Linked DNA regions of Homo sapiens: region 1 is linked to region 2. A link is a loop called in an ENCODE intact Hi-C map of the cell type or tissue named here. Cell type or tissue: Panc1. All regions are shown on one strand. Each heading gives the region's core, and the rest is flanking DNA. Links, peaks and the distances in the headings are about the cores only.

Region 1 (12,204 bases), core at 2,096-10,095, 160 kb before region 2:
TTATTATCATAAAGCATAGACTGAATTTTAGATAGGTTTTGAATCTCTCTGTGCCTGAATTTCTCTCAAAATTAATAGTGCCTCATATTTGATAAAGCACTAAGTTTTCTTTTGAAAGGTGCACAGAAAACTCTGCATTGCCTAAATTATAATTTTCTCAACTATTTGACCCAACCTATCACTGTTGTAGTATTCTTTAACAGAGCATTCTGTTACCATGAGTAAGGGAGTTGCTGCTTTTTTTTTTTTTTAAATCAATCAAGAACTACAGATAAGTACTTTTAAAATCAGACCATGACTGGGGAAAGCAGGAGTCAACGAGTCAGTTTGAGTCTGTTATCAGCTCTGCCTGAGACTGGCCTTTTATATCACTCTGAGGAGTAATGCTGTTTGTTTTCAGCATGAAATACATAAGAGAAAAAATTAAGTAGGGAACAGGAGAATAATATTTGGATAGGGTAGTTTTATTATTTTGTCTGACACATTATGTCCCCTAGCCCTCAGTATATCCAGGGATCATCTATGCTTAAAGTTAAATACAAGATAACTTCCCAAGCCAAGTACAAGTGATTTTAAAAAATAATAAAATGCCTTATAGGATTACCTACTACAGTTCTTAAGTTGCCCAGGAAACATCACATCACTGCATGCAGTGTCAGAGACATCGGTAAATCCTCCGCCAACAAGTATTTTGAATATAGCAGAAAAACACAGATGTTTTAGACCTTCTGAGATGCATTAAGTTCTGGAAACTGGAAGCCATAAAAGACAAAATCGTGGGAGGGGAATTGCTGGGAGCACCCTGGGAAAGCAGCCACCCTGGAGTTGAGTGACCTCTCTTTGATCTCTAGCTTTCCCAAGTCACTTTCCCATGCATTTCCTCAACACTGGTTTCAGTTCTTTAGATCTAATAAAAGCCTTTGGGGTTGGGAGCATCACTGAGTAGAGTGCTGATTCAGGCCAAGCTTGGAGGGAGGAGTGGAGCATTCAATGTGTTTACAGTAAAGTGTGTGTGTGTGTGTGTGTGTGTGTGTGTGTGTGCGCGCTTATGAGTAATAGCAACTTCTCACCACTGTCACAGCCACCAATGGGAGATTTAGCTTCCTCCAAGTCACCTCAATTAAACATACGCTCTAAATAAAGCAGCATGCTTGCTGGAGACAGAGCTTCAAAAAGTCCCCTAGATCTCTTTCTCCTTCCAAACATTTTGCTGCCCTGAAGCATGTCATATATAGAAATGTTATAGTTGCCTCTTTGTTCATTCATTCTTTCAAGGATCTCCACATTATATTGTTTGATAAGAAGTGGAATTAATACTTTACACAAATGCTTGCATTTCCGTGCTATTCCTTTCACTTCCTGATCATAGTGCACTCTGACTATAAAATGGATTACGTGTTGTTCCTCCTAATGCTTCAGTATATAGAGCCTCCCATGGTAGGTGATATACTTGGGTGACTCTACAGGTTGCTTCGCGACTTCCAAAAGTTTTTTCTGATAATTTTGGAAGTGCTGCATGATTTAGAAATGCTGATTCACTTCAGTCTTTAGACACATTGAAAAAATATATTATTTCTTCCTCATTTTCAAAATATTACACAAAGAAGTTTGGAAAGTAATAATAATCACTGTTCACTTGCAAAATTCCTTTCTTCTAAAACATTTTTATAATAATTAAGTCATTCTATCTTTATGATACCCAACTAAAGAGGACAGCGGGCAAGCCCATTTTACAGATGGGAAAACAGATGTTAATTGCCTTGTCCAAGACTACATAGTGAGATAAGATAAAAAATGAAAGGGAAACTTGTCCTCCTAAAATTTATGTTCTTTCTCACCATGGTGATTATTTCAGTTTGGATTGAGAAGCCAATTCATATAATTTGGCTTTTTCTGTGCCTTTAATTTCTACATATTAAAACCTAATTGCAAGGTTAGACTGTGATTTTGTCCTACGGGCACTAAATTCCTCATGTAATATGTACCTTTCTCTGCTGAATCTTGATATTTTCTTAGATTTTCAGTATAGTTTGTCTTGATTTGACTTGCAGTGCACTGCAAATGATATAATTTTATTGTGGAATATATGAGGCTGGAGGGCTGGGGAGAGGTCAGAGCTGAAAGTACAGGAAATTTAAATTACATAATGTTACACTTTGCAATTGTTTCCACTTGTACTAAGTATAAAGATAGATCCATGGCAATACACAACAGCAGGTAAGAAGTGTGTATAAAGACTTTGCACCCTGATAGTACCATTTATGTATTCATTTGGCATAAACATACCCATTTGTGAATAAACAAAGTCCAGGCCCTCATGGTGCTTACATTTTAGGAACAGAGTCCAATAATAAATATTGATTACACAACATAATCATGTAGTGATAAGTGCTATGAGAAAAAAAAGAAGCAGAGTAAGGGGACAGAGAAGGCAGAACTATTTTATATAGTAGTAGGAAGGTTAATTTAAAAGCCAGGAAGGTGGAGTCTTCCTGGCAGGTCTGAGAAACCTCAGGAGGGAGGTGGGTGTGGCTGAGGCAGAGTGAATGGCAAAAGGTAAAAAACTGAACTGGTGAGTCAGGGCTGAAAGGACTTGAAAGGCTGGGAAAGGACTTTGGATTTTATTGCAGTGTGATTAGAAGCACAGGGCCCTGGAGTGTTTTGGGCAAGAACAAGGACATTATCTTACCAATGCTTTACAATAAATTCTCTGGTGGCTGTGTAGAGGCTAGACCGTGGAGGGGAAAAAGTGGAAGCAGGGTGATGGTTCGTCTGTCCCAGTCACCCAGGAGAAAGATCACGGGGAGGGCAGACATGGGTGTTCGTGGTTAAGAGAGAAGGATGCGATTGGCTTCCGTACCATTTGAAGGTAGGCTAAAATGAACGTGGTGATTGAAAGGAAGAGATATTTTTTGTCCTGTGATGAGGCAGACTTGGAGGAATCAGTTTTGGGTTTTGTTTACAATATGGAAATCAAAAGTTCTGTTTGAGACACATTAAGTGGGAGATATTCAAATGGAGATGCCTGGAGGCAGCAGGATATAAGAGGGTGGAGTGCTGGGGAGGGGCCAGGGTTAAAAGTAGAGGCTACTTAAAGCCTTGCTGGAGGATGCTGCCTAGGGTGGCAGTGTAGAAAGAGAACAGGAGGGGCCCACGGTCAGAGCCCTGGGGCAGGCAGCAGATAGAATCACAGAGGAGGCCAAGGACCCCATTCAAAAGTGGACATGTCAATAGGTGGAGTTGGTGTTAAGGTTTAAAGACTGAAAAAAAAAATTTCATAGGAGAATAACACAAAGTTCTGAATTACTATGATAGAGGTTCATGATGAAAATGTGATAGGGAAAGGAGAGAAGATGGAAAGTTTATCATTTCAATGAATGCATCAGGGATTAATAACATCTCAGTGAACAGCAGTACTGGTGTTCCTTAAAATGTTGCCCATGGTAGTGGGCATGGATTCCATGTTTACAGGGGCTGTTTCACGAGCGTCAATATTAGCAAGGAGTATGCTACAGACAGACAACACATCTTTTTTTGACATCTCTTTTTAATAGGGACACAATATGCAGCTGGCGCTTTGGCCAGGAAAGAATAAATAAGCAAGACAATGTCAATTGTCGCTTTGGGAAAATTCTGTGTTAAAATTCTCTATGAAACCTGGCCTACTTTCAGCAACTTTTCTCAATACAGCTGTTGAGCATTCTCAATTTGGGGATGCAAATAAGCTTCTTCTCTCTCCCTTGCTCAATTCCCAGGCCATCTTTCAAACTCAAGGTTAGGTACGTATTGCAGTCCTCTGTGTGGCTGCCCTCGTCACTGGCCCTACTTGTCTGCACCGTGACGCTGCTTCAGCGTCTAGAGGGGACTGCAATGCAACAGATCTGAGATGCCAGGAGTGAACCCAGATGCTACCTCCTGGCAGACAGCAGTGCCAAGACTGAGAAAGGAGGCCAGCCTGAGGTCTCCAATAGCTTCGGCAAGAGGGGGAATTTGTTTTTTCCCCTCCCCTCCTACCCCTCACCTTGTACATATTGAATCAAACCATACATAAGCTACACATTCAGTTATTTAACATTGGACAGACTTTTTCTTGTATAAGGAATGTTGCAATTTTTTGTGATTTATGTATTTAATCATTAAGGGTGTTATTAGGACAGAGGTAATTGATTACAAACATCTGAAACGCCAAGGGCAGATGGCTGCAGAGTTACCCAGCAATCACAACTTCCAGTTCATATGCAGGTTTGGCAATAATAACTAGGACACAGGACATTTGGACAGTGTGGCCCAAGGAGAGGGAGTGCTGGCTCAGAATGAGGTTAAGGAGCATCACCAGCACCCTTGAACTTGCTCAAACACCTCTAATCTTTGGAAAACACACATGGCATCCCTTTGTTCTCTTCTATAAACTAGATATACTACATATAAGGAGAGAAAGTTACCAAAATGTTTAGAGGCTCTAAAGTAAAATATCTGTGTCATCCAATGTATGCATAATCCTAGCTCTTTTATATATTATGTACCTCCACCACTTAACCATAAACCATTTAACATCCATTCAGCTGCTGTGGCTGACTTTCAGGGTGCGGTGGTGAAACTGTGGGATGTGAAGGATTTCTGAAAAGAATGCATATTGTCATCGAGTAGCCAAGAGACTGGGGCCTTGGGCAAAACTTGCTTCTCATAGTGACTTGGTTTTCTGTCCCACACGACTTCCTCTTGCTATCACAGGATGTTTGTGTTTAATGCTCAACAAACCCCTAGAACAACAAAAGCTACCTAATCCATACCTGTCCCTCTCTGGCAGAGATGGCTCTCTGTGGCCCAAAGATGAACCCCAGGGAATTGCTGCAGTTTGGTGAAAGAAGAGTTTTAAACTATGGCCTTATTATGCTGAAGTCGAAGGTCTCTAGTTTTTGTTCTTTACCTTGCTGTTTCTGTAGCACTTAGGAGGTATCCATGAAGACCCTTATGAATCTCAGGTGCACCTGACTATTTCCAGCAGAGGGCTGCCATGCATTTATTTCAAGTTGGCTTCTTTCAAATTTTCCCATCCTAGTTTGTGCTTCTAGGCAAATCTTCTCATTCCATCCCTTCCCTAGTACTTGTTCTTTAAAGCAACTTTGATTACACTGAAGCTGGAAGAGTGGGATTATTGTGCATGTTCACTCTCTAATTTCTCTCCAGGATGTGGTGAAATCCTGCTTCACGTATGCCCTTGACATTCTGCTAATCGCGGTCAAGGCCACGTTTTATATTCAGTGACTCCCACTGAAATGACTAAATGCTGAGTGGACCCAAATTACTGCAGTGACATTAGATGATGCAGTATTTGGCATCGGTAGACTTGAGAATAAGAGTGAATTCTGTAGGTTAATCACCCCCAACATTTATTTAGATACCAAACTGAGTCAGAAGTGAAAGGTACACGCTTGAAAGAAAAAAATGAAAATAGAACGCGGTAGAATGTCAAGATATCTTTCCTGTATTCTGTGACACAGATGGTCGTTGCAGGTGGAAGTGCTGCACCGCCTTTGGGGGCTGAACAAAAGGAACAGGGGAAGCACCAAGGGCAGTGCCATCCACAGGCAGGGGGTTCCCAGGGAGCTCCTTCCCTTGTCTCCAAAACCTCTTTTCAGTCTAGCCACGCACCTTCAGTTTGGCCACTCTTTCACCCTTTCTTGTCCTTTCTCTCCCCTGCCATGCCACTTTCAATTTTCTGGTCCATAACTCTGAATGAAGAAGCCAACTGAAGGAACTTTTAGGCCCCCGGATTCCAAATAATAACCGGGGCGCGTCCATTCTAGACCCAAATGTGCAAGGGATGGAGAGGCGAGGATCTTCCTGACTTGAGGCAAAGCCCCCTCTCCTCCGCGGCGCGGTGACAGTGTTCTGGGGGTCAGCTGGGAGTAGAGAGGAGCCACTGCCGTAGTCTCGGAGGATGCCTCTTCCCGGTGCTACTGCTGCTGCTGCGGCGGCGGCCGGTTTTTTATTTTTGCACCGCAGCACAATGCCGGGGCCGAGGCAACAGCCTACGTCGGGACCTCTCAGGCAGCGTCTCTACCCACTTCGCGTTCCCTGTCCCCCAGTCCCCTAGGGGCACCCGCCGAACGCCCCTCGGCGCCCCACCGCAGCGCACGTGCGCTCCCGGGACAACAGCAGGCGAGGCTTCGGCGCGCCCCCGCCCCCTCGGCCGCGCGCGCGCTCCGCCCGCCGCCCGCCCTCCTCGCGCGTGCTCGTGCCCGCGGCCGCGGCGGCGCGCCTCTTCTCCCCGCTGCGGGCGTCGCGGGTGCAGGAGGAGGCGGAGCGGAGGAGGCGGAGGCTGGGCGGGCGGCGGGCTCCGGCGGGGGCACGCGCCGGCCAGCTGGGCGGGGGCGCTGCGGGGGCGGCCCGAAGGCGTCAGGGTGAGAGGCTCTGGAGCCCGAGGACCCGCGTCCCCGGGGGCCGACTCCGCCGCGGGAGGGCGAGCGCGGTGCGTGCCGGAGGTGGGGACTTGGAGGCCGCGGCCCGGCGCCCCCGCCCCCGAGCCTGACGGGGCGCGAGGCGGGATGAGGCGCTGGCGCGGGGGACGCCCGGCCGAGCCCCCGCGGCTGCCCTCGGCGGCCAGGCGCTAGGCTCGGCGGCGCGGGCGGCGCTCGGCGGCGGCGGCGGCGGGCGGAGGGCGTCGGGCCCGGCCCGCGGAGGGCAGACACGGAGCGGCCAGCGGGGCGCAGGGACGCCGCGGCGGCGCGGCGGGGCCGCGGGGCTCGGTAAGGCGGGCGCGCGGGAGGGCCGGGGGCGCCGGTGACGTGGGCAGGCCCCGCGGGGAAGGCTGCGGGGGGCCTCTCTTTCCTTCTTAAAATATTCTTTTTAGAGTGAGGGTTCCGGATCGCATGCTCCCGGAGGAGCCTCTCGGTTGTCCCCCCGCCCCCGGCCCCATCTCCCCGGCCTCCCGGGGCGGACGGCGCTGCGGGCCCACCGCCTCCCGCGCCCGCGCCCCGCGCTCCCCGCGGCCTCCGCGAGCCGGGCGTTCGGACGGCGTTCTGGCCTGCCGCAGCGCTCTCCGCCCCGGGCCCAAGGCGGGCGGCAGCCGCGACTCCTGGGAGCGGCCGAGTGGGGGCTCCAGGGACACCGGCGCTCCCGGAGGAGCCGCGGGAGCGTTTCCCTCCGCTGCCCGCGGGCGACATCGCGGGTCCCGCCCCCAGGTGTGCGTGGGCCCCGCGGGGCCAGAGGTCTCTGCTCCCTTAGGCTCCCGTGGAGTTCCCCCCTCGTCTTTCCGATTGACTGAAGTTGCCGCTGCATGTTGGACGACGGTGGTGCATTAGTGCCTTTTTTCCCCCTCGCTTCCTCGCCACCCCTGTACCTTGGTTTCCCGTTTTTTGACTTTATCAAATATTTATGTTAAAGATTTTCTTAAGCAGTACACAAGAAACGGTAGGGAGAGAAAATCAGACTTGGTTTCTTAGCTTTAGTCTACCTTGGACCTTTTGTAGCTTCACCTTCTGTTTGTGAAACTTGAAGATGGAAGGAAGGAGGAGACCCAAGCAGAATGCTTGGGATGCAGTTTAATAGTCATCTTTTAGGAAATAGAATTTGGATAATTATAATTTTGATCTGAATGCAGAGTTACAATCTGTCTTTAAAATGCTTGGGGCACTGCGTGATGCTACATGGCTAGCTGGCAGCTGGGCCATAGCATTGTTGTCAGCATCTCTTTTATTTTCTATTCTTTCAGAGTTTTATTTGGCACAGATTTAGACCTTTTAAGTCAGTCTGAATGGGGATAACTTTTCTGATACATTGGTTGCTTTTGTAAACATTGTCTATGTTTGTATTTCTATTGGAAGAAGAAAAAGCAAATGGTGCTGGAGTGCGGTGGCTCTTAAGAGTCTCCACAGTTTGCTAGTTTGAATCAGTGACTGGATTTGTTGTAATATTTTTGAGTATTTATGGTTGTGACTCAATATATCCTTCCTTATTGGATACATTGAAGTCTAACTGAGAATCGATATTTGTTCCTTGGACTTGAGTGTGAAGGAAAGAGAAGCTTTAATTACTACTACAACATGACCTCAAAGTTTTTCAAGTACTCAATGTTGTGTTTTCTTTTTAATGGGGCTGTTTGTGAAGATGAGGCATTAGGATGTTGTGATTTCCATTTTCAGGAATGTCTGGAGTCTGAGTCATTCTTGGAATTGGATATATGGTGATGCTTCATAGAGCAGGTGTCTCTATGGAAATGTCAGGTTGGAATTGTGTTTAAGCCAGTTATCTTCGTACCGTGGTCCCTATAGCAGTCCGTGTATAAAGCAGCACTTTGGACAGAGACTTGTCTGGACACAGCTAAGGTGGAAGCCCAGTTTACTGTATGATCGTTCACATTGAGGTGGGTGACAGGGTGAAGTAGTGGGGGAGAAAAACATAAGTGGGACAGAGAGGAAATGTTAGTTGGAAGAACCTTCTCCAGTTATGTAACTGTTTTGTTTTCTAGGGAGAGACTAAGAACCAGCAAGACAGGCTCAACTGTCTTCTTTAGAGCCTTTGATGTTGGTTTGAATTCCAGTAGTTATGTTCCTTCTGTGTTCATTTCCTAACCTCCGTATCATTTTCCAGTCACCAAAAGCTTTTCTGAAGTTGGCCTGCGACACTAATGGCAATACATTCATCTCTACTTTCTCTCTCTCTCGGTGCTATATAAACGATGTTTTTATTGTTGCTTGTTCTCTCTTGACTTATTCAAGTGTTTTCCTTCCCAAGCTGACCTGAGTATATTATCTGCACACTGTATGTTGATCGTAGACGCATGTAATAAATGTTAAGGACTAGGCATCTGTTTTCTTCATAAGGCTGTGGTAGCAGAAGAATGAAACAAAAAGGAACTTAACATAGTTGAACTTTTAAAGAGTAAGACTAATATTCTTGAGAATTTTTCGGATTTAACCCATGATTGTGAAGTCCAATGTCCATGGAAGTAGTCAGGAGGCAGCAAGGACTTGAAGTTAGGTTGTGGTTGCAGTTCTGCCCCATAGTAGCTGTGTGACAGCGTACCTTCCTTGGACAAGTTATTTACATTTCTGAGCTTGTTTGCATTTTATAAAATAGGGATCAGAAGGCTTGCATTGTTTTTCTTACAGAGCTGTGAAGGATCAGATGATAGAAAGGATATGAAAATGCTCTGCAGAACTGTTTTTAAATATGTAAAGTATTGTCATTACGTATAAACTTAGTTACTAACCTATGTTACCTGGTAAATTGGCCTAGCAAACTCTTTTAAATGTTGTAACAGAAATTTAAAAAACATGCATATAAAGGCTGGGCAGGGTGGCTTACACCTCTAATCAAATGCTTTGGCAGGCAGAGGTGGGAGGATCCCTTGAGGCCAGGAGTTTGAGACCAGTCTGGGCAGCATAGAGAGGCCCAGTCTTTACAGAAAATCAAATAAAAACCATTAGCTGAGTGTAGTGGCACACACCTGTAGTCCTGGCTACTCGGGAGGTTGAGATGGAAGGATCACTTGAGCCCAGGAATTAGGGGTTACAGTGAGCTATCATTGTGCCACTGCCCTTGAGCCTGGTCAACAGAGTGAGATCCTGTCTCAAAACAACAACAACAACAACAAAAACAGATAAGGAATGAGAACGTGTTAGATTTCTTCTAGTTCCAAAATTCTGTGCTCTGTCTTATTTAGAAAATCCACCGGTAGTACTTGCAATTTTGAACTCTCTGGAATTTTCAATTACTTGGAGACAGATCAAATTTATTGAGACTGTGAGCTACTGCTGCTGCTGCTTTTTAAAATTTAATAGAGTCAGGGTCATGCTATGTTGCACAGGCTGGCCTCCAAATTCTGGGCTGAAGCGATCTTCCTGCGTTGCCCTCCTGAGCAGCTGGGACTACTGGCCTGTGCCAAGGCTGGACAAGACTTTGAACTTCTTTAAAGTATCAGTTCACAATACCAAAGGAGGTTACAAGTTAATGATTTGTAAGAACTGTTTAGTAAAAAATATTTTAAATTTGTCTGCATTATTTAGGGAAGGGATGGGCAAACTGTAGCCTGCAGGCCATATCTGGCCCATGGCTAAGAATGATTTTTATATTTTTAAATGGTTGAAAACAATCCAAAGAAGGATAAAATTTCATGTCATGAGAATGATATAAAACGCAAATGTCAGTGTCCTTCAGTAAAGTTTTGTAGGAACACAGTCGTTCATTCTTGGGTCTGTGGCTACTTTGGCAGTGCAGCAGCAGAGTGGAGTACTTTCATAGCTCGGCCTGCAGAGCCTCAAGTATTTATTATCTGGTTCTTTAAAAGAAAAGTTTTCCAACCCCCGATTTAGGACTTAACTTTTTTTTTTACTTTAATTAGCATATGTGCTATTTCCTATCATAGCCATTATAAGGTTAAGAATCCTGGAAAGGTACTAATTTTTGTTTTGGAGCCAGATAGACTTGAGTTCACATACCAGCTATGATATTTATAAACATTGATCCTGGACAAACTAATTAATGTCGTGGGACCTCAGAGATTTCCTTTGTGACCAGGGAATATCAGTAGTATCTACCTTGGAAGGTTGTAGTGAGGATTAAATGAAATGGTACATATTAAGGCTTAACACAATCTCTGACATACAGTAAGCACTCAGTAAGTGATAGATGATGATGATTAGAAACTCTAACCTGAAAGTATGCCTAAAATATTTTATATTACCATCACCTCCAGATTATAGAGTTATTTTCCTGAGTGTTATGCTGTTTGCTATAGAATTTTCTCCTTTGCTGAAACTTAGTTAACAGCTGATAAGCGGAATAACTTGAGAAATTTCCTGTATGCTGTAGTGTATTTTTATTAATCACTTGCTGACTTCAGATCATTAAGAATGGGTGGAAAGATACTTCTGTTTTTTATAGATCCTGATTCTTGATAATTTCCCGATAATGTTCTTAAGTTTATAAATTGGATTTAAATACCACTTCTATTTTGGTACTGGTACTGGCTTTTTTTTTTTTTTAGAAAGATGAATGAGAAAAGTCGGTTTTGATTAGGCCAGGGTTGGATAATTTTCCCCATATGTATATGTACTCTAAAGTCTTCCTTATGATTTGCATTAACATCTTTATGGCATGCTTCTCAGAGTTGAAATAATAAAAGCTAATTTTTTTTTTCTAAATAGATCTAGTTTACTATCCAGAGACTTTTATATTACACTGCTTTTTGAAGTATTTGATTTAAATTATCTTACAGTTGAGAAATTTGGTGTGCCTCTCAACTTCAAATGCTGGTTTATTAACATTAATCTCAAACTAAGAGTGAGCAAATAAAAAAGGCCATTGTTCTGAGTTAAACAAAATAGAATTGGGGTCATTGTGGCTCTTGCAGTTCTACAAACTGTACAGTTTCTTGGCCTTAGCTGATGCTTCAGTGAAGTGAGATGATCCAGAGGAGACAGGGGAGGGCACTGATGTTCCCACGCTGTCCTCGGTGGAACAGTGAGATGGAGGCAGAAGGGCTCTTCCACAAAACCAGGGAACAGCACCTGGAAAGGTGTTCTGATTATAGCACCTCAAAAAAAGTAGACCTAAAGAAGATGAGATGCGACAGAGTTTTCTCTTGAGGTTAAAAAACAAACCAAACCAGACGTTTCCTATCTGGAGAGATGAAGCTTGAGCAGGAATATTCCCCAAGGTAGTAAAGTGTAAGGATTTTATAAAGTAGATATTTTCAGTTTTACTGGACAAGGGAGGGCTAGTCTTGTATTTAAAGGAGATTGTTGTAGGACAAGTAAGAGGAAGTGAGAAATGGGTGTTTGGTTTAATTTCTCATGAGAAAAACATGAATCTGAATGTTCAGAATAGAAGTAAAATTCTGGCTTTCAAAACACAGTTGTTTTTTTTTTTTTGCTTCCGGCTATGTATCTATTTACTATTTTATTTTATATCCTGGATTATAATATACATAATATTGGAGGCTGTGGAGATGGAAAGCATTGAGAGGAAAAGCATGTGTGAACCATTCATTATGGAAATGTTATGTCCAATTTGTCTCTGTTTGAAAAGATAAGCATCATACTCTAGGAGAGAATCTTCTAGAAAATTCTATCAGTTTGCCCTAAAAATAGTAAAATCCTTATTTGGATTTCAGCCTTGTGATGTGAAGCAAGCCATTTGACTCCACTGCTTTTATTCCCTGTGTGTAGCATGGAAACAGTAATTCCTGTTCCTCCTTTC
Region 2 (12,204 bases), core at 2,780-10,779:
TTCTGCGTTCAGGTCCACCACTCCAGGACTGATGGGCTGTGACAACATTCACAGGTAAAATCTGGTTTTCTACTTTGTGTTGGGAATGCTTCTGGTTAGAAGCTGGCTGTCCACAGTTTCCATAACATTTGCCGAAAATAGCAGTTTTTCTATGGACATTGATTCGGGTCAAAATTAGGAGATAACGGTGATGCTTTTTTTATTTTGGGTTTTGATCTGTACACTAAATGTAATACTCATCTGACTCAGTGTATTTTTAAGAGGATTTGTGCGGATATGTGTGGCTCATGCGCATGTGCTTACGAAATATTTTTGCTTGCATGAGCTCTTAAATCCACTGTATTTTTCCCTTAAACTTAGTAATTTTTACTGTTTCACTATCTCGTTTCTTATTTATTTCATGTGTTTCAGGTTACCCTTCACTAAAGGTCACTTTCCGAAGATGGCTGAATGTGCGCATTTCCATTATGAGAATGTTGAGTTCGGCAGCATACAGGTATACTGAAATATTTCTTACATCTTGAATTAAGATTTACACATTTACCTTTATATCTAGATGCTTATCTATATATCTGTATCTAATAGATGACACTTTGAAGTAGTTTTTTTTTTAATTGATGTCTTATTGGTTGAGGTAAAATCTTTCTTCTCTTCTATTGACAAATACTTGATGTCACGTTGACATATGAAAGTAACCATCACACTAACATGTATCAGTTAAGGAAAATCAGTCCTGTCCCCCTCCGTTTTCCTGTATCATGTCCATATGTCCATGGCTTTGTGTAGTGACTTTCTATTCTGAAATTATGTAAACTTGTCTTAATTAATTGTTGTGAGCTTTGATACTTGGTAGATTAAAGTGTTCTCACTTTATTCTTCTTTTTCAGAAATGTTTTTACTGTTACTGCCTTTTCATTCACATACAAATTATTGAATCTAACTTGACATCAACCTACATACTTTGCTCTTATATCATTGGCAGCTTAATGTCCTTTGTACATTATATATATATTAATGTGAAAAAACTATTAAAAACCTAAAAAATAGCTAGATTGTGGTTATTTAAAAAATTATATTTCCCCAGGGGAACAAAAGCCACCCTTTACATTGTCTTTCAAATTAGGCTAATAGAAAAAAAAGTCTTGATTTCTACACACAACATGTAGAGGTAGTCCACTTCCTGTCCTTGCCCTAACCACTGTCTCTCCAGAAGAAAACTCCTGAGACATGACTGATTTGTGTCACAGTGTGCTACTTTTTGTAATTTTATTTCATAAACAAGTGAGATGAATTTGATCTATAGGATTTATGAAAGTGAAGGACATTTCTATTTCAAATAAATTGACAGTTTAAAATAGCACTAGAGATTTATAATGCTGTGACATCAAACAAAGGATATTTTGTTCCATTAGTGTGTATATCCTTGAGATTGCAGTTAACATGATAAATTTCTTAGGTCAGGAAGAACTGATTAAGAAAACAGTAATGAGTACATTTTTCATTTTGTGACTGTTAAGCATTTGATATATCTGTTTGAGTGATTTAGTTTACTCAGCTTGCAATTTAGGTAAATTATTTTCTACTTAATTTATTTTGCTTTTTTTTTTAATCTTTACAAGGTTGAATGAACTCTTTTGGGGGCAGTAAACATTGTGAGGAGTTTTAGCAAATTGAAAAGAAATAGGAGGCTAGAGATCTAAAAACAGTCCAAAGAATATTTAAATGTTAACATTATATGAAAGGTTAGGAAATCTCTAAAGCATCTGATTTAAAATAAAAACAAAACTGTTAATGGTAAACATTGTATAATGAAATAGAAAAAGCACTGGCCTTAGTTCACAAACATAGATTCTAATTTTCTTTTTGCTTCTTAGGAAATTTATGACCTTGGGCAAGTAGCTTAGCCTCTTTGGTTTTATTTCCTTTATGAGGTGAATGAGGTTGTGCTAAATAGTATCATAGTTCTAAACTTTTATTATTTTATATTTAAAGAGTTTATAATGGCTGCATTGAAGATGTGGGTAGGGAATAGACAGTTGTTATTCAGCTGCGTTTGGCTCTCCTGAGATTTTGTTAAATGCTGGTTATTAGAGTCCAGTCCTCTTAATTGGAGGACTGTGTCTAATTTTTATGGGAGAACACATTTGGTAGACTTTTACCAATGAACAGACCTGTAATCTTCATTTTAGATTACACACCATGTTTCACTTTCCCCATTGCACTTACTTCAACCCTGTAGAATTCCATTACTCAGGCAGAAGAAGGAAAAAAAGATGTGATACTAACTCAGTTTGTGACCCTGCTTGTATGAGGTGTATGAGTGAGATGTTTCAGGATTGTATTGATTGACCAGGAGGCCTGGAGTATGGAAGATAGGGGTGGTTCAAAGGAAACCAGCCCAGCTGCACCTTGCCAGTCCACACCAGAATCTTCTTTCTGTGTTTATGGTCCTCTACTTGGCACAGCTCTCCTGCCCAGTTTTGTCCTGCCTCTGTTCTGTGTCTTTGGAGACTGGCCTCTACATATCACATCTACCAGTTTTGCTTGCCTTCTGCTTCTGGTTGAATTCAACCCATGTTAGATACCATCAGGAGGAAAACATTAGTTTCCATTAACTAAGTTGTGTAGCAAAAGAACTATAATAGCATCCTGGCTTGACTTACATGCTTATGTTTTTTATCTTGGGTTGCTGTTCTCTCTTTGGCTAGTATAAGGTTTTACATTTTGATGGACTGATTGAATGCCATTTAAAGAAAAAAAAAACAATCATATTAACCTCTAAACAATCCTATGTTCTATCTGCTACAGGCAGTTAAAATAAAGTTCCTATGTCTCAGTTCTTATTCTTTATCATTTTATAAACATCTTGCTTTTTACATAGGTAAAAATTAGCACATTTGATTCTAAACGTGTTTATGGGAAATGAATCCTTTATTTTCAATATAAGGTTGGAATATGTTCTGAAGAGAAAACAAGTAAGAAAACTTAGTAAAATGTGTCAATAATAGATCATCAGTTGTATGCTGGGCAGCTCTAGTATAAATCAGTAGGTTATTCATACTGTCAATTGGCCAACTTGGTTGTTGCTTTTTAATATGTACCAATTCTGGGACATTCTGCAGTGACATACCTTCTCTTTTTCACTCTGATCTTAGAAATTTCTCTTAGATTTACAGATTCATTGTCTTTATGTTTATAGCTCTTTCTTCTCTTCAGATCTTGAAAGTTTATAATTGCAGTTGGCCATCATATCCTAGTATGACAGAGATGTTAACGTCTTCTACATTTTAAAAATCCAGACAAAATAATCTTTAACTTTCTGGCTTTTAGTTCTGGAATGAAATAGTTATTTTTAATCCTATATGTTAGAAATTCCAATGATCAATTTTATTTAGTCTGAAAGACACAGTTGCTTAAAAAACAATTTAGACATGTCAGTACTTTTACTGGGTCAGTACTATCATTACCATATAATGATATGTAATGTACAAAGGACAATTTTATGATCTCTTCTTTGAATTCCAGCCTTGTATATCCAACTGACTTCCCTGCATCTTCACTTGGATGCCTAATAACACCTCAATCATTGCAGCGTGCCAAGAACAGTCTTTCAGACCTGCTCTTTCTGCTGACTTCCCATCTTGGTAAATAGCAACTCTATCCTTTCAGTTCCCGAGGCCAGCCAAGAACCGTGGAGCATCTTGGGCATCTTTCTTTCTGTCAGTCCTCACATCCAGTCCATCAGCAGATTTTTTGGCTCCATCTTTAAAATAAATCCAGGATCTAACCATGCCCACCTGCTTCTCTGCTATCACCTTACACTAAAGCATTGTCTTTTGGGGAGGATTATTTCAATAGCCTTCTATATTTGGCACAGCAGCAAGAATGATTCTTTTCAAATGTAAGTCCAATCATGTCACTTTTTAAAAACTCTCCAGTTAGTTTTCATCTTATTCAGAGTAAAAGCCAGATTTCTGAAACTTCTCTACAAGGATTTACAGAGTGTACCCTTACCTTTCCGACCTCATCTTTCTTCTCTTCCCCTCAGACAGGGTGATCCAGCCACAGTAGCCTCTTTGTTTTCTGCCAGTATGCTCACCCCCTTCTCAGGGCCTTGGTACTTTTTGTTTCCTTTACTTAAAATGCTCCTCTAGGACAGCCACACACCTTGCTACCTCCTCTTTTAAAAGTACTGGCTCCAGTGCTATCTTCCCAGACTGCACCTTCCTTACATAAGATTGCAACTATAGTCACCAGCATTCCTCATCTCCCTCTCTTTGTTTTATTTCCCTCCATACCACTTAACACCATTCGGCATGCTAAATATTTTATTATTTATTTTCTTCCCCTCAACATCTAGAACAGTGATTGACACATAAAAACTACTCAATAAATATTTGTTTAATGAATAATAGATGAATGAGATGAATGGATGAATGAGTTTATATTTGAAGAAGAGATACAATTGGTTTTTAAAATGCTGTTTTACTATTTTGTTTTTATTAATCATTTTAAATTTGTTCTTATATGATAAGAATATATATTCCTTATGAGTATTTATTATAAAACAAATTATGTAACCATCCTGTTTAAGTCTCAATTTGGTACATTCAGTTGTAATGTGTAGTATAGGAGAGATAATATGCTGAGGAGAAAGGTGCTGGTGTGGTGTAGAATGGGTATGACCAGCTGGTGCAGTTAGCCTTGGTCTTGCTTTCCTTATCTTCACACTGAAAAGGAAGTACGGTTCCTAGATACCCTAGAATACTAGGTGACAGCTAATGTTCCTTCAAGCTAAGAAATTGTAGATGAACTATGAGTTCTGATTGAGGTTGTGATAAGGTGGAGAGGAACAGAGATATAACAGCACGGGGGAGGATAGGTTGTACCATGCCATATTCTTATTTTAGTCTACTTCCATGGAGCTTGAATAAGCTATTAATATCTGTAAAAATTAGTACAGATAATTGCTCATGTAATAGAAGTAGCTTGTTGAAACATCTTTATATTCCTGAGACACATTATGCTGAGTTATATATATATTTAAAAACAAATTCCTTTTTTACACTCTACTAAGATTTTATAATTTCTGCATCTGTGTTTGTTGGTGAAGTTAACCTGTGTGCTATACTTGTCCCACTAGCCTAAGTCTGGGGAATTTCTGCTCCCCTATCCCATTCTCCACCCCTTTTAAATAAATGCACTGGAATAGTTTGTGTAAATGGGAATTACCTGTTCTTTGAAGGGTTAGTAGAATTTTCCTGTTAAAACCTTTTGAAACTGGTTCCCAACTGGGGACTTAATCTTTGCCATCTTTACTTACCATTTCAACTTATGATTTGATTATTGCTCATTAGGTTCTTTTGTATCTCCTTAGATCAATTTTTATCATTTATATTTTCTTAAAAATTGTTCATTTAATTTAGCTTTTTAAATTCATGGGTTATAAGTTGTACACAAGATATTATTAAATCTTGGTCTTATCAAGGAACCAGCTTATGGTTTTACTGATCAACCAAATTTTTTTTTCTGTATTTTTCATACCATTAATTTCTAAGCATAAACTTTCCTTTTGTTTCTTGAATTGAAAGTTTAGTTTTTCTTATATTTTTTTTTCCAGAAAAGAGTTGAGAATAATGCGTATTGCCTACTAGGATTTGCCTCTCAAAAACTAGCTTCGTCATAAACCAACTTTGTCAAATATTAATATTACACAACATATACTACTTAATCTCTGCTTTAGAGAAATAGAATGCAACAGGTATTGTTAATGATTCATTTGTTTTTAGGTATTACTTTTTAGTAAGTGCATTTAAGTTTGGATATTTTCCTGTGAATAGTAGTTTGGCCAAATTCTACAGGTTTTGATTCATAAATGTCTTATGTTTAGTTTAGAGAAATTTAAATTTCACAAAAAAATAATTACTAGAAGGGGCTTTTTGTTTTAAGTAAAGCCACATGTAGTTTAAAATTCTGCAAATTTATTGTTACTGCACTTATTTTCCCTGTTGTATTATTCTGCAGTCCAAAAACAAAGGTTAATTCACATTTCACAAAATATTTTTCAGTAAGAAGCGGGGGGAATCTCTTGTAACACGCAAAGAAATGATGAGTTTGAGGCAGCGCTGTTCCTGCTGTGCTTTGTGTTGTACCGCCATCTAGTGTGTAGGGGGGGAAAAGGATATGTTTGATTTGTATTTTCTTTATCATCTGGTTATCTGAAGTTATCACTTGATGTGTTTCTTTTTATCCAATTTCATACAAAACATTAAGTTAAATTAACCTGAATGGTAGAGTTCAGGTTTTTGTATAAATAAGGAATAGGAAAAGTATGAATTTAATATCTGTGTCTCGAGCTTTCTATATGCAAGCTGCCTGCAAGGGACTTGAAAATGCTGTCATGGCTTTCTATCATTACATGCATTTCTGCCTTGATGCTGGGAAGGCGGAAAGAAGTAGTAAAGTTTGACCTGAGTGTAGGAATATTGAGGGGTAATAATGCAAACAATTTTAAAAGCCTGAAGTTTCATTTAAAAAGTAGTAATCAGAATTACAATAAAAATACAAGCCAATATTTATTGAATGTTTTGTCTGAGCCAGGCATTATATCAAATACTGTTTCCACATTGTCTCAATTACGCTCCACAACAATTTCAGGTACAGAAATTTAGGTAAAAAGAGTTTAAGAACTTACTCAAGTTCTTAAACCGTTTTGTGGACTGTATTTGAATCAAGGCGGCCTGACACTAGAGCCATTCTGCATGTTCTTTTGTATTGCTAGAAAAGAATAGACTGACTCAACTAATACTTTAACAAAAAGGAGTAAATGATGGTTCTAGAGTATCTCGCATCTTTAATGTAGTTGAAGGTTAAAAAGTATGATACATAATACTGCAGTGTAACCTTAAGTAATTTCCATTGTGATCTTAAGTAAATTCTTAATGTCTCTGGTCGTCAGTTTCCTCATTTGTAAAATAGAAACAAATATATCTATTCTAACTATATCATAAAGTATTATGGGAATTAAATGACATAATAATTGTGCAGTACATTTTAAAGGGCTTTAGAGAAAGGCAGAAGTTCTAGGGAAGCACTTAGGTAAAGTCAAATAATCATCTTTAAAATGTGGGAAGTCATACTTGTCCTGATGACCCAAGGACAGTGTTGTCAGGATTGAGGCAGTGGATACTGACTTCACCTGAGTACTTCCTATCAGTTAAGCCTTCATCATTAATAAAAATAAATTAATGAAAAGGTTATCTCTCCCCATTTTGTTAAGACACTTGCAGTTTGAAAAATTAACTTGTACATATTTTCAGTTTAAAAAAATCTTATACAGAAGTACTGTTACTACATGTGTAATCATTTGAAATAAAACCCATGCTAATTTTATTCTCACCCTGGCCACAAAGTTTAGTTTTCCTCAAAAGAAATAAAAATCTTAGCCTTACTTTTCTGCATGTTCTGCAGTATACTCCCTCTTATACAAGGAAATCATTGTCCTTTCAGGAGAGAATTTGAAATGAAATGTTCAGATAGTGAGTCATCAGTTCCACTGTCATCTAAGTACTGGATTTTCACTGTATCTCGTTTGAGATTATTCAGTCCAAGAATTAGATGTGTAAAAGTGGTTGGACTGTGAAAAAATATATCTATAGTGGAGTCAGCCATAATTTACAGGCAGTTTACTTATAGTATTGTTGAGTCTGAAACTGTGAAGAGTCTGAGATGTTTTCCTACTAGTAAGCTAACAAGTTGGCTTCCCACAACTACAGACACACTACACACATTCTCACTCTCTCTTTCTCTGTCTCTCTGTAGCCTCCCTTTCCCCCAGCAGAAACATCAAGTCTCTGGACCAGAAATTAAGCCCTTGTTTACTTGAAAAGTAACTTATGTTGGTTCCCTAGGCCCTGGTTCTCCATAAAGTGATATGGTGACAACCAGAGATATCCTGTGTTTACAAGTGGGATTTGGTACCACAAGAGAACTCTGCACTTATGAAACTTGAAGCTTATACAGGATAGCTGGCATTCCTGCCCATTCTCCTTTCTCGAGATGGAGAGAGAGAGAGACCTTTGCTCTGAAATGTAAACAAAATCTCTGGGAAAAAGAAGCAAGGATCTGTATTTCACAAACACTCTGGAATGTAAACATGGCTTGGGGGAGAGAGAAAACTTTTATCTCTAGAGGGCTCCATCTTTAGGGTTACTGGGTTAAGTTCAGTCCCTTAGCCCAGGTGCCAGTGCTCTTTGCTTAGAAAGCCCTGACCATGCTGAAATGTGAAAATATGTATGAAGCAGTTTCCTGACAAGTATATGTTCTTGAGTGAGCATCAGTAAGATGAGGGCTGTGATTCTGCTGTCGTGTTATTTGGTCTCATTTTCCATGTATTCTTCATATGATGGGCATCACAGTGAACTGATGGTGATTCTAGTGTTTAAAGATGAGCACATCGGTTACTTTATCAGATACTCAGCTGAGAAAACAGTGCTCTATTCCCATTCTGGGAAGAAAAACTCTTAGGTCTGTTAAGATGCTTGTAGGTCTCTAGCTTTTTCCTGGTAAATCTGAAGGGTAATTTTGCCTTTTATTGATTTTCGCCTTATGTGCTGGAATTAGAACTTATTTCACTTATTAACCATGTAAGATGTAATTCTGCTGTAGAATTATTCTTCCTCTTGGCGTCCTGAACTCAGTAGTTTTAAAGTAGTATTTTCAGTGTCAAATATTAGGAGGTTGAAGGTAGGGTGGGTGGACCACATAATATTATACAACAGAAATCATTTTTTTGTGTCTCCACGTCTGCTACACAGGCTGTGAGGTGAAAGAAAACTTGTTTACAAACCCCATAGGTATGACACATGAAATTGCAGCCATTATAGAACTACAAAAGATGAATAAAAGAAAAGAACTCTTTCCGTGTTCCATTTGCAATCCGTTGATTAGGCTTTGGTGAATGGTTTCTTCTGTGGGTGGGTGGTATATTTTTACCCTGCTCTATGCTACTGATTTCCATTCTCCATATGGAGAAAGAACTTTTCTGAACATTTGAAGACTTGCTGAATAGAGTTGTATTTTTAAAGATCCTAACAACACTAATTGTAATTGGTTTCCATGGTGATAGAAAAGTGAACTCAATACAGGAAAAATAACTCCAAAGATAGATTTGGAAGAAATTTAGAAATGTGGGATTTGGAAATCCTGTTTGCCATTTCTAATAGATGAAGGACTGAAATATTATTAAATTGAGAAGTGAAAATTATTTAAATCACTGAGTTGCTGTCATAAATTTCTACAGGCAAATATAGTTCAGTCCTTCATAGTGTATAGTCTTTGTACATGTAGTTCAGGTACTGCATAAAATACATTAATATTCAGACATGTATAGGGTGTATTAAAACCCACAGTTCTCTTAGGATAGTTTTATTGAATATCTTGTATGTGCTAGCCACCTATGTGAGTACCACTGATGAAGCAGATAATCTTTCCTCAGAGAAAACAAGTAATATACCAATAAGTTTAAGAGAAAAACAATGTTATAAATGTTATAAAAGTGCTTGTAGGTATTCAGTGGTGAGAGAGATTATGTCCTGTGGCATTCAAAAGTCTTCATCTTTATTGAAGATTGAATAGAATTTGGATATGCAGAGATAGAAGTGAAGAACCCTCAGCCAAGGAAAAATAGTACAGACAAAGGTGCTTGTGTTTTCATTGTTCAGCTCCCTCTTATAAGTGAGACCATCAATTGCTTTCTTAGTAAGAACTGAGAAAGTATTGCAGGATTTTGAGAAGGGAGTACCATGATCAATGTGTGATGGAGATGGAGAGAGACCATTTGAAATACTGTTGTAATTATCCAGATGTAAGGGGGCCTAGAACCAGGGAATTAGCAGTGGGGAGTAGGAAAAAAGGGGATGACTGTAAGAGATAAGTGTTAGCAGACATGAGAGACTAAAGAATCAAAGGTGAAAAATGAGACCTTGAGCCTGGAAATGTAAAAAGAGAGCATGTGTGGAAAGGAGGAGAAGTAGCAGAATCTAGGGCGATTAGGTTGGTCAGCTGGGTGAATAGTAGTACAGTTTGTTTTGTGAATTCAGGAGGAGGAGGAGAATATGTGAGGAAAGATGACGAATTCAGTTTTGAAACTAAGCACCATATTTCAGGGAGAAGACAATGTTTGTTTATTCATTAAATACATAGCGATCCCTACTTAAATCTCAGGTACAGCTGACCCTTGAACAACATGGGTTTGAACTGTATGGGTCCACTCATATGTGAATTTTAAAAAATAAATATATTGGAAATTTTTTTAGAGTTTTGCAGCAATTTGAAAAAACTTGCAGATGAACCATGCAGCCTAGAAATCTGGAAAAAAACTAAGAAAAAGGTATGTCATGAATGCAAAATATATATATAAATACTAGTCTATTTTATAGCTTACTACCATAAAATACACAAATATATTATAAAAAGTTAAAATTTATCAAGACTTACATAAACACAGACTGAACATGGTGCGATTCCTAATCAAGAGGAATGTAAACAAACATAAAGGTGCAGTATTAAATTATAACTGCATACAGTTTAATGTAGTACATACTGTACTACTGTAATAATTTTGTAGCCACCTCCTGTTGCTATTGTGAATTCAAGTGTTACAAGGATCCACTTAAAACACTGTGTGATACTTAATCATCTCTGTATGTGCATTGTGTATTGCAGTAAAAAGTGATCTCTTATGGTTCTTCCATACTTTTCATTGTATTTGGTGCAATACCATAAACCTTGAATAACACCACGAGACTCATACAAAATGCTACTAGTGATGCTGGAAATGCTCCCAAGAAGCAGAGAAAAGTCATGACATTGTAATAAGAGGTAAATTGCTTGATATGAACTATAAATGAGGTCTACAGCCACATTTGTCTGCCATTTCAATCTGTTGTAAGGACTATTATTTTTTAAAAAAGAAAATTAATGAAGCTGTTATTGCAGCTATAGCAGTAGGTGTGAACATCTTGCACTTTTTGTGAAATACCTTTTTATCTCATATTGAAAATGCAGCTTTTATGTCGGTGCAGGATTGCTATAAGAAGGGCATACTTATAGACTATAATATGATTTGAGAAAAGCAGTCATTTGCTTTTGATTGGTATTTTGATTTATATTTTGACAATGTAAAGTAAAAGGAAGGTGAAGAGTCTAAAGCTGGAGAATTTAATGCCAGCAAAGGATGGTTTGGTAATTTTAGAAAGAGGTTGGCTTTAAAAATGTCAGGGTAACAGGAGAACCTGCTTCTGTCACCCAAGAGGCAGCAGATGAGTTCCCAGATAACTTTAAGAAAATCACTGAGAAGAAAGGATATCTGCATGGAAAGTTTTTAATGTACCATGAAGCAGCCAAATATTTGAATTTTTGGTGTCCCAGAAAGTGAAGAGAAAGTGAAAGGGATAGAAAACTAATTTAAAAAAAAAACAAACTAACTAAAACTTTCTAGTTTTAGCAGGAGATTTAGATATGCAGATACAGGAAGCTCAGAAATTCCCAAATAGATACAATTCAAAAAGGCCAAGGCACATCATAGTAAAACTGACAAAAGTGAAAGACAAGAATTCTGAAAACAGGCAGAGAAAAGCATCTAGTCACTTATAAAGGAACCTCCATCAGTTCCTCAGACTAATGGTGAAATTTTTTTTTTTTTTGAGTCTTGCTCTGTCACTCAGGCTGGAGTACAGTGGTGCAATCTTGGCTCACTGCAACCTCTGCCTCCTGGGTTCAAACAATTCTCCTGTCTCAGCCTCCCGAGTAGCTGGGACTACAGGTGCAAGCCACCATGTCTGGCTAAATTTTGTATTTTTAGTAGAGACGGGGTTTCACCTTATTGATCAGGCTGGTCTCGAACTCCTGACCTCAGGTGGGAGGCCGAGGCAGGCAGATCACTTCAGGCCAGGAGTTTTGAGACCAGTCTAGCCAACCTGGTGAAACCCCATCTCTACTAAAAATACAAACATTAGCCAGGCATAACGGTATGTGCCATAGTCCCTGCTACTTGGGAGGCTGAGATAGGAGAATCGCTTGAACCCAGGAAGTGGAAGTTGGTGGTGAGCTGAGATCACATGCTGCTGCACTCCAGCATGGGCTACAGAGTGAGACTCTGTCTCAAAAAAAGAAAGGGGGAAAAAATAAAAGAAAAATAGACAT

What was found. Peaks named below come from ENCODE experiments on the same cell type or tissue, not always from the same donor. Only the 100,000 strongest peaks of a DNase experiment are listed, where the experiment ranks them.
Region 1: a loop joins it to region 2, with 5 times the contacts of the local background. A loop is called at or near these places in 16 of 110 quality-filtered maps.

The regions. Positions count from the first base shown.
Region 1 is chr11:129,273,691-129,285,894 of GRCh38, reverse strand. It overlaps LOC399975 (a long non-coding RNA gene), which reads left to right and starts at 2,731. Exons shown (of 2, transcript NR_145484.1): 1 at 2,731-2,869. It overlaps LOC124902791 (a long non-coding RNA gene), which reads left to right. Exons shown (of 2, transcript XR_007062950.1): 2 at 1-935. It also overlaps a transcript of ARHGAP32 not described here. RefSeq lists an enhancer at 2,363-2,864. In Panc1, for the core only: CTCF peaks have their summits at 4,775, 4,975 (motif pointing right), 6,244 and 6,446; a DNase peak (open chromatin) is centred at 5,299; H3K4me3 peaks cover 2,804 bases; H3K27ac peaks cover 3,585 bases.
Region 2 is chr11:129,111,738-129,123,941 of GRCh38, reverse strand. ARHGAP32 (Rho GTPase activating protein 32) reads left to right here. Exons shown (of 23, transcript NM_001378024.1): 4 at 13-54; 5 at 412-496. Among named protein-coding and RNA genes, the nearest start is that of ARHGAP32, 74 kb to the left of the region's middle. In Panc1, for the core only: CTCF peaks have their summits at 5,936 and 6,156 (motif pointing left); a DNase peak (open chromatin) is centred at 6,141; H3K27ac peaks cover 6,632 bases.